2 separate regions of the Homo sapiens genome follow, and region 2 is linked to region 1. A link is a contact called in ENCODE POLR2A ChIA-PET data. All regions are on one chromosome and are shown on one strand. The core of a region is the stretch at or near the end of the contact, and the rest is flanking DNA. Distances in the headings are between cores, read along the strand shown.

Region 1 (5,142 bases), core at 1,786-4,285:
CTTTTCCACCAAGTCGCCCTCTGTGCCTCCAGCCAGAGCCCTGTGGCCTCCTGACTCTAGGTGGGCCCTCCAGGTGGGCCATTTGGGGCTAACACCTACTACTCGTCAAGACTCGGCTCAGGCTCCCAGAAGGAAGCTTGCCCTATTAGAAGGAAGTTTTCAAGGCCAGGCTCAGTGGCTCACGCCTGTAATCCCAGCACTCTGGGAGGCTGAAGCAGGTGGATCATGAGGCCAGGAGATCGAGACCATCCTGGCTAACATGGTAAAACTCTGTCTCTACTAAAAACACAAAAAATTAGCCAGGCGTGGTGGCGGGCACCTGTAGTCCTAGCTACTCGGGAGCCTGAGGCAGAAGAATGGCGTGAACCCGGGAGGCAGAGCTTGCAGTGAGCCAAGATTGCATCACTGCACTCCAGCCTGGGCGACAGAGTGAGACTCCATCTCAAAAAAAAAAAAAAAAAAAAGAAGGAAGTTTTCCTGTTACAGGCTCCATAGGCCTCTGGAGCTTCTTTGATCATGGCCTCTTCACCTGACTGCAAATACTGTAAGGAGAGCGCTGCCTTTTGTCTTTGTCTCAGGCGTCTGACACACATGTATTGATCCATTGAACAAATATTTATTGAAGACTGAGTCTGTTGTTCTAGAGCTGGGACATCATTTTCCCCCTCTCTTCTACTGCCAGGATCCTGCCTCTCTGGCCTTGGGACACTCCAAGACAGTGGGAGAGGACAGTCTGTCTAGTAATCCTACTCAGGGATCTCGCCTGGGCCTGGGAGAGATGGCGGAGAGTCTGAGGACTTCGAAGGTGGGAAGGAGACCTCCTGGCGAGCCTGGCAGAAGCTCTGCTAAACGATGTGGCCTCATGCTCCTTGTTTCCTGCTGGGTCCCGACTTCAGCTCTTCCTTCCACCAGCCAGTCTGGAGCTTAGCCGTGTTGTGTCACCTCGTTCTCCTGGGCTCTCTTCCTGCTCCTGCCTGTGATTCCAGCCTGTGGTTATGTCCTGCTACCTTCCCCTGCCTGGCTTAGGTCCCCAAGAGGCATTTCGACCTAGATCCCAGGGATGATGCCTGGATTCCACTCAGCCCATCTTAGGGTCTTCCCTCTATTGAGAAATCCTTGCCGGGCTCTAAAACACATCTCTCTTGCTTAAGTTACTTCCTTTGGCTTGAAAACAGCAAGGGGAGTGCTGGGAGCAGTCTGGGTGGAGAGGCAATTTCAAGGAGACAGCGGGGGAGGAGAGGACAGGGCTGGATCTGGGCCGGGAGACACAGGGCTGGCCCGGGCCAGGAGAGAGGAGGAGCAAGAGTGAGCTGTTAAATGATTAGGAAACTCAGAACAGGAATGGGAAGCAAAAGTGCCAGGATGCAGGGGGCCTAAGGCCAAAGAGTGGGGTGGCTAGAGCCACCCCTCCCCAAACAGCCTGGCATCCCATGGGTCAGAAAGGCCAAGGATGGGCATGGTTAGCTTTCACATGTGAAGTCTGGAAGTGCTTTGTAGGCAGGGTGGGAGGCTGAGAGGGTCCAGGGGTGCCCAGCACAGTGGGGAGGTAGCACCCCTTCCAGCAGCAGCAGCCAGTTCATTAGACTCAGAGGGACTGCTGTCTGCCCCTTCTTTGCCTCCCCTCTAGACAAATCACTACCCCATTTCCTGTTGTGATTTCGAAAACACACACACTAAAAAAATAAATAAATAAAAGAAAGGGAGAGGAAGGGAAAAGTGAAGTTGGCCAGCTGGACCTGGGACCCATTTCGCAACCTTGCTGCCTGCAGCCTAGGGGCCCTTTGCTGAGCTCCCCAGCCACCTCCTTCTTCCCCATGCAGCATGGTGCAGGGAGGGGAACCCTGAGACCTCTGAGAGCCCCTTCAGACCATCCTTTCACACACAGTCCAAACTCCTGAGTGACTTCAGCAAACCCGATTTCCTTCAAGGCCTCTATTTACAACCTCAGAACCTCCCCTCACCATACACACCCATGTTCCCAGGACCCCAATCTTGCAGTCTGCCTCATTCTTTCTACAGTGGTGGCATCCTCCAAGGTGAAGGGAATACAGATCAGAGGAGCTCAGCTTAGGAAATGCAGGGCTGGGCTGGGGTCGGTAGACTGCACCACCAGGCCTGCCCAGGGGCAGCCTGGCAGGAGGCTGGACAAAGCTGGGTTACAGGCTCCATAGGCCTCTGGAGCTGAGAGACTGGTCAGAGGTGGGGGTGAGAGTGCGCAGGCCTGGTTCCTGACTAAGGGACTATCAGGCCTGTTGATCCCTCTGGGCCTCAATTTTCAGAACTTTAGTCTTTTGTGTATCACTTTCAAAATGTCTACCATGCTTATGTACAGCTTGCGCTACTGTTTATTACCAGTTATTTCAATTAACTTACTTTTCTTATTTCGCTGCATGCTAAACAATTGCTGAAGTAACAGATTTGATGTGCTAGTTACAGGAGTTTCCTAATGCATATCAAATAAAAACGTAACTATAACAGTTAAAAAAAAAAAAAAAAAGCTTGTCCAGGTACCATCTAAAATCAAATCAATGCATAGCCCCTTTGAGAAAGCAGTAGTGAAAGCCAGGGCTGCTCTTGGTACTGGCCAAGGGTCTTGCCTTCTCTTCCGGCTCTCACCATGGAGTTCTCTGGTCTTGGAATTCGAGCCTCATAGACCTCCCCAAACCACTGGGCCAGCGGCAGAGGGGAGGGGGAGGTAATCTCAGGTGGGAGGAAAAGAGATGACCCACCCAATCCAGGGGGATAACACTGGGCCTGAGGCAGGAGGGTCAGCAGCCCTGGGGCATTGAAGAGGAATGTTCACACACTGCAGGGCCTCAGGGGGGCCCTCGGGGGCTCTCAGGACTCCACAACAGGTCTGACTCACATGGCCCAGGACACATGTGAACCAGGCTCATTTCCTGGCCTCCTTCCTTCTTTCTATTCTATTTCTGCTTCCAGAGTTTTCTCTGGGGCAGGCTCCCCCTTCTGCCTGCACCAGCGGGCTGGCCTCGCTGGCTCGAACACCCCTCAATTGTCAGACTCCTCCCTCTGTGTGCACCCCTGCTGCATGAGGCTCAGCCCCAGGGGTCCAACAGAGGTCACAGTCACAGCACAGAATGGAAGGCTTGCAGGGAGGGCTGCCCTGGAGGGCAGAGTGAAAGCAGGGGAAAGCTGCAGCCTTTCTTCTTCGTCCTCCTTGGGGAGCTAATTACAGGCCAGCAGCCACTGTGCAGGTGAGTGCCTGGGACCAGCCACCCTACACACCAGGGCAGGCCAGTCAGCATCTCCTGGGGAGGGGGATGACCCAGAAACTGGGGGAGGGGCTAGGGGAGAGACACTGACGTCCTCAGTTTGGGACCCATAATTAGTTTGTGGGAGAGAGCAAAACAACCATCCTCAGGGTGACAGCCAGACATTCAGGCGGCAGGGACGTGGAGCAGGGGGAGGGCAGGGAGGAAGGGACAGAAGCTGGGATGAGAGAAACCCACTCATTTACCCCACAAGCATTTCCCCTTGGACTCTTCTAGCCTCCTGGACTCTGCCCCTGAGAGGCCCAGTGAGTTTAGCAGACTGGGAGGCAAGGCAAATCTGTTTGCCAAGGGAGGGGTACCAGCTTCTCCTGGGGAGGAAGTCAGATAAGGAGATGAGGCCAGAGTAGAAGTTGAGAAGGTTACCTCCAGGACACCCCATAGCCACCTACCCAGAAGCCCACTGTATGGCAAGATGCAGGGCTGGGGAGGAAACTGACAAGCTGTCTGCCCAGACAGGCCTGTTGAGTAGGTCAGTGGACAAGGAACAGGGGGAGGGCAGCTGCACAAGAGGGTCTAGCACCAATCCCACCCCATCAGCCATGGGGTTCCCTGAGTCGCCCACTCGTTAAGAGCTCAGCCAACCAGGCTTGACAGCCCCCAGCTCAGCACCCCAAGGAGGACACATGTCTGATCACAGGTGAGCTGTGGACAGCAGCAGCCCAAGGACGCTATCAGGGATGCTCTGGAGGAGCCAAAGGCAGAAATGTGAACCTTACGCTGAGGCCACGGAGAGTGAGGGCTCTCAGAGGAACCCCTGCTCGCCACCATCCCGGGGAGGGGCCTTTCTCTCTCCCAGAATGAATCCCTTGTAACCTCCTGGGATCTTTCTTTTCATCACAAGAACCAAATAAAGAAACTTGAAGATCTTCTAGAGAGGCCCAAGGTTCACAATCCTCAACTTCAAAGTGTGCTGTCCTTTACCACTGGCTTTCACTCCAGTTAATCTGATCTAGACAGACAAGCTCAAACCCATTATGCAGATTAGGAAACCAAGGCAGAGATGGGAATTCTGGTTTACTAAACAGTTACAGATCAAGTTAATCTCCCTTAGGGGGTCAGATCAACCACAGGCCAGATTCTTCCTCTCAGCCCTGTGGTGCATTTCTTTGGAAATGTGATGCTGCCAGATGTTGACTTTTAAGGTTGCTGGTGTAACAGCCTCTGAGATGGGCAGGGCTGTTCCCGGCAGTGGGTCTACACCCAGCTATGCTCGTGCCCCTTTCTGTGACACCCCTTCTTCCACAACTAGGATAGCAAAAGTGTAGCCTAGGGAGAAGCCTGAATGGAAGCATCCAGGATATTCTAAAATCTCATGTGGCTCACGCTCCTCTCCCAGCCTCATTCACTGCCACAAAGCCACAGAGAAATAACCTCAGTACTGCCCTCCCCCGATGGCAGCAGAGAGTCCATTGGCAATGGTCCCCGAGGGAAACGATGGCCCATGGAGACAGAGCAGCTGGGCCCCAGCTCCTTTACCCTCAGCTGCAGCCTAACAGGGCACCTCAGGCTTCCGCTCCTTCTTTCCCTAGCCTTGGCTCCCACTGCACCGGAAAGTCCCTCTGCAGTCTAGTCAACACTCCCCTCTCAGAGAAGGGACAGTCCCTGGTCTCTGGAGATTGACCATTCACTGCCCCCTCAGCCCTTGGCCAGAAATGCAGGGGCCATCCAGACACTTGCTCAGAGAGCTGGGAGGGAGCGTGCCGGTGGCTCTGCCCCTGCCTCAAACACACACCATTGTATCCAGCCTCCTGCTTCTCCTGCCCCAGACAGGACCATCCTGTGTAACTCCCGGCCTCTGTTCAAGATAGGGTCCACCTTCCCTGTCTCCCCTACCCTCCCCAGCCCTCCA
Region 2 (5,032 bases), core at 2,485-4,984, 46 kb after region 1:
AGGGGAAGGGGGTCTGGGCCGGAGCAAGCAGCCTTAATCCTGTGCCCCCTGACCACTGTCCTGGCCCCAGGTGTGAAAGCCTGGTGGACATTTATTCCCAGCTACAGCAGGAGGTAGGGGCGGCTGGTGGGGAGCTTGAGCCCAAGACCCGGGCATCGCTGACTGGCCGGCTGGATGAAGTCCTGAGAACCCTCGTCACCAGGTATTCCCCGGGAGCTCCCAGTCTGGCCTAGAACAGACCTCGGGAAGAAAAGAAGGGGGCTAGAGCTGTGGGGAGGGCACCAGCAGGGACCTAGCCCCCAACTCCCCTTGTGTCCTCCTCACTCCCAGTTGCTTCCTGGTGGAGAAGCAGCCCCCCCAGGTACTGAAGACTCAGACCAAGTTCCAGGCTGGAGTTCGATTCCTGTTGGGCTTGAGGTTCCTGGGGGCCCCAGCCAAGCCTCCGCTGGTCAGGGCCGACATGGTGACAGAGAAGCAGGCGCGGGAGCTGAGTGTGCCTCAGGGTCCTGGGGCTGGAGCGTAAGCTGGGATTGGACCTGGGGTTGGAGAAGGGCTGTTAGGGTGATGGAGGCAGCCTGGAGGGCTGGCACTGAAAAGAGCAAGGGATGGGGAGGGAGGGCCATGGGATGTGGAGACCCTGAATGGTCAAGGCAGAGGAAAGGGAGGGACCCATTTAGGGCTGGAATGGGGTGGGGGCATCATGATTTGGCCAAGATGGGGACTCCTCCCTTAAGAACCCAAACAGAGACATGGAGATTTAGGGCTGGTGACAGTGGGTAGTCTACACTCACCCATGCACTCGCCACACCTGACGACAGTGAGATGAGCTCGTTCACACTCTGACCTCCCCTGGCAGAGAAAGCACTGGAGAAATCATCAACAACACTGTGCCCTTGGAGAACAGCATTCCTGGGAACTGCTGCTCTGCCCTGTTCAAGAACCTGGTGAGGGGCTTTGGGGTGCAGTGAGGGGGGCACCACTAGGAGACTGTGGGACTCTCCTTGGAGAGGATGTCAGGAAGCCCAGGAGGAGCGGTCTCTGTCCTCATGACCTCGCCCTTGCTCTCCCTCACCCCACCCACAGCTTCTCAAGAAGATCAAGCGGTGTGAGCGGAAGGGCACTGAGTCTGTCACAGAGGAGAAGTGCGCTGTGCTCTTCTCTGCCAGCTTCACACTTGGCCCCGGCAAACTCCCCATCCAGCTCCAGGTGAACCGTGGCCCAGCCCTGCCCCAATCTGGGACCCCGAGTCCTCCTCCAATGCCACACACAAGGGCCCTGGACCCTCACCTCTTGTGACTGCCCCATACCCCATGTGTCTGGGATTCATGCACACTGGGGCCCGGGTGAGTGGGGGTGAGCAAGAGCATGGAGTGCACAGGGCAGGGAATGGTAGTGGATAGCAGCAAACACTTCGGAAGCACTTCCTATAGACCAGGGCACTCTATTAAATGATACATACGCACATGCGTGCCAGCACACACACGTCTGGTTTTCACAATAACATTATGAGGTAGGCAGTATTATCAGCCTCATTTTATAGATAAGGACATTGAGACAGAGAGTTTAAGTAGTTTGTCCCAGTCACACAGCTAAGTGTTGGAGCTGGTATTTGAAACCTGGAGGTCTGGTTCCATAGCGATGACTAATAACCACTTCTCTACGGTGAGGCCCTGATTGAGCTTCAGAACGCATTTAATAACATGGCATGAGCTTTTTGATTATGATGTGTGAGTCCAATAACTTCTCTGAGTGCTCAGAGCCAGTCCCCTGAGGAAACTTCTTGCTTCACTAAGAAACCCCTGTCCGGCTGGGCATGGTGGCTCAAGCCTGTAATCCCAGCACTTTGGGAGGCCGAGGTGGGTAGATCACAAGGTCAGGAGTTCAAGACCAGCCTGGCCAATATGGTGAAACCCCGTCTCCACTAAAAATACAAAAATTAGCTGGGCGTGGTGGTGCAGGCCTGTAGTCCCAGCTGCTCGGGAGGCTAAGCAGGAGAATCGCTTGAACCCAGGAGGCGGAGGTTGCAGTGAGCCAAGATTGCGCCACTGCCCTTCAGCCTGGGCGACAGAGCAAGACTATGTCTCAAAAACAAAACAAAACAACTCAGCACTTTGGGAGGCCAAGGTAGGAGGATCGCTTGAGCCTGCAAGTTTAAGACCAGCCTGGGCTACATAGGGAGATCCAATCTCTACAAAAAATAAAAAATTGGCCGGGCATGGTGGCTCACGCCTGTAATCCCAGCACTTTGGGAGGCCAAGGCGGGCGGATCATGAGGTCAGGAAATCGAGACCATCCTGGCTAACACGGTGAAACCTCGTATCTACTAAAAATACAAAAAATTAGCCAGGCATGGTGGCGGGCGCCTGAGTCCCAGCTACTCGGGAGGCTGAAGCAGGAGAATGGCGTGAACCTGGGAGGGAGAGCTTGCAGTGAGCCAAGATCGCGCCACTGCACTCCAGCCTGAGTGACAGAGCGAGACTCTGTCTCAAAAATAAATAAATAAATAATTAGCTGGATTAGGTGGTACATTTCTGTAGTTCCAGCTATTCAGGAGGCTGAGGTGGAAGGATCACTTGAGCCCTGAAGGCTGAGGCTGCAGTGAGCTGAGATTGCACTACTGCACTCCAGCCTGGGCAACAGAGTGAGATACTATCTAAAAAAAAAAAAAAAAAAAAAAAAAAAAAAAAAAAAAAAAAAAAAAAAAGGAAAGAAAGAAAGAAAAGAAACCCCTGTCCTCACCCTCTTCAGGCCCTGTCTCTGCCCCTGGTGGTCATCGTCCATGGCAACCAAGACAACAATGCCAAAGCCACTATCCTGTGGGACAATGCCTTCTCTGAGATGGTGAGGAAAGTCCTGGAGTTGGAGGGAACAGGGGCAGGGTGGGTTCTAACATGGGCAGTGGTGCAGGCCTGCTGATGGGGTGGTGGGCATGTTTAAATGGGTGTGACCTTAACACTTTCTCATGGGCCTGCTTTCGTGCTTCTGACCTCTTTTCACCCCAGTCTTAACAACTATCAGGCCACAGCACTGTAACCTAGAAAAAACAGCATGTTTGTGAGCGATATCAGGGGCTGTGGAGGGGTAGGCCACAGGCAGGTGGGAGGGATGAAGGCCGGCCCGAGGAATAACAAGACGGTAGCCTGCAGTGCTCTCTTCTTCCCCCTTCTCCCCAGGACCGCGTGCCCTTTGTGGTGGCTGAGCGGGTGCCCTGGGAGAAGATGTGTGAAACTCTGAACCTGAAGTTCATGGCTGAGGTGGGGACCAACCGGGGGCTGCTCCCAGAGCACTTCCTCTTCCTGGCCCAGAAGATCTTCAATGACAACAGCCTCAGTATGGAGGCCTTCCAGCACCGTTCTGTGTCCTGGTCGCAGTTCAACAAGGTCATTCTCCTGCCCTTTGGACCTCCCACCCCCAAGCTCTTCATCCCTGGGGCACTCAGGGCCTGCTCAGCCTCCATGCAGGGACCTTCCACTGGATTCTCCACAGTGCCCCCTCAGGTCCTTTAGGAAGGCCTGTCATGGACCAGGGAGGAAAAACCCCAGGCCTGGGGGTTGGCTCTGGAGATGCGTTCTCTGACATCCCTGAGGTTTTGGTCTGGGGGCCATCTGTCCTTCCTCTTTACCAGTGACTTGCATGACTCACCCAGGTTGTGTGTAAACAGAGCTCTGATTCAAAGTGACTTTGACCTGTTGGAAAAATAGTTCCTGGCCGGGCACAGCGGCTCATGCCTGTAATCCCAGTCTTTGACATGCCGGGGTGGGTGGATCACCTGAGGTCAGGAGTTTGAGACCAGCCTGGCCAACATGGTGAAACTCCATCTCTACTAAAAATACAAAAATTAGCCAGTTGCGGTGGCACATGCCTGTAATCCCAGCTACATGGGAGGCTGACGCAGGAGAATTGCTTGAACCCAGGAGGTGGAGGTTGCAGTGAGCTGAGATCATACCACTGCACTCAAGCCTGGGTGACAGAGCAAGACTCTGTCTCAAAAAAAAAAAAAAAAAAAGGCCAGGCATGGTGGTTCATGCCTGTAATCCCAGCACTTTGGGAGGCCGAGACGGATAGATCACCTGAGGTCAGGAGTTCGAGACCAGCCTGGCCAACATGGCAAAACCCCGTCTCTACTAAAAACAAAAAAATAGCCAGGAGTGGTCGTTTGCGTCTGTAATCCCAGCTACTCGGCTGAGGCAGGAGGTGAACCCAGGAGGTAGAGGCTGCAGGGAAGATGAAACCATTGCACTCCAGCCTGGGCAAGACTCTGTATCAAAAAAAAAAAAAAAAAAGGCTAGGTGTGGTGGCTCACACCTGTAATCCCAGCACTTTGGGAGGCTGAGGCGGGCGGATCACAAGGTCAAGAGATCGAGACCATCCTGACCAACATGGTGAAACCCCGTCTCTACTAAAAATACAAAAATTACCTGGGCATGGTGGCGCATGCCTGTAGTCCCAACTACTCGGGAGGCTGAGGCAGGAGAATCACTTGAACCTGGGAGGCAGAGGTTGCAGCGAGCCAAGATTGTGCCACTGCACTCCAGCCTGCCAACAGAATGAGATTCTGTCTAAAAAAAAAAAGAAAGAAAGAAAGAAAGAAAAAGAATTCCTGTTGCAAAAACTGAACAAAATCCCACAGGGACATGTGCAGTAATACCAGCTACCACGTGTTGACAGCTTATATGCCAGGCGCTGTGCTTAACACCTTATGTATGTTATCTCACTTAATCCTCCCAACATCTCTTTGAGGTAGATACTATTATTATCCCCATTTTACAGATGAGGAATCTGATGCTCAGAGGGTTATGTAGTTTGTTCAAGTTCCCAAAGCAGGTGAGTGCCATGGCTAGGAGAGAACCACATATTTCTGACTCTTGCTCTTTTATTTTATGTTATATTATGTTATTTTATGTTTTGGTTTTTTTTTCTTTTCTTTCTTTCTTTCTTTCTTTCTTTCTTTCTTTCTTTCTTTCTTTCTCTTTCTTTCTTTCTTTCTTTCTTTCTTTCTTTCTTTCTTTCTTTCTTTCTTTCTTTCTTTCTC

What was found. ChIA-PET counts read pairs that join two places held with the same protein, here RNA polymerase II (POLR2A).
Region 2: POLR2A ChIA-PET joins it to region 1 with 22 read pairs in HepG2. The contact joins the enhancer-like site here to the promoter of LRP1-AS in region 1. POLR2A ChIA-PET finds 5 or more read pairs at or near these places in 14 of 52 experiments (AG04449, AG04450, BJ and 10 more).

Annotation. Positions count from the first base shown.
Region 1 is chr12:57,145,512-57,150,653 of GRCh38, reverse strand. LRP1-AS (LRP1 antisense RNA) reads left to right here and starts at 3,035. Exons shown (of 2, transcript NR_131938.2): 1 at 3,035-3,215. The region is part of intron 6 of LRP1 (LDL receptor related protein 1); the gene reads right to left. RefSeq lists enhancers at 708-1,635, 3,493-4,421.
Region 2 is chr12:57,100,638-57,105,669 of GRCh38, reverse strand. STAT6 (signal transducer and activator of transcription 6) reads left to right here. Exons shown (of 22, transcript NM_003153.5): 8 at 71-202; 9 at 331-519; 10 at 857-944; 11 at 1,084-1,206; 12 at 2,749-2,841; 13 at 3,174-3,380. Among named protein-coding and RNA genes, the nearest start is that of STAT6, 8.2 kb to the left of the region's middle. RefSeq lists enhancers at 2,844-3,344, 3,345-3,845. Within about 2 kb of position 3,734, at least 2 of the 41 ENCODE cell types and tissues checked have a DNase peak (open chromatin) inside an H3K27ac peak, as active enhancers do.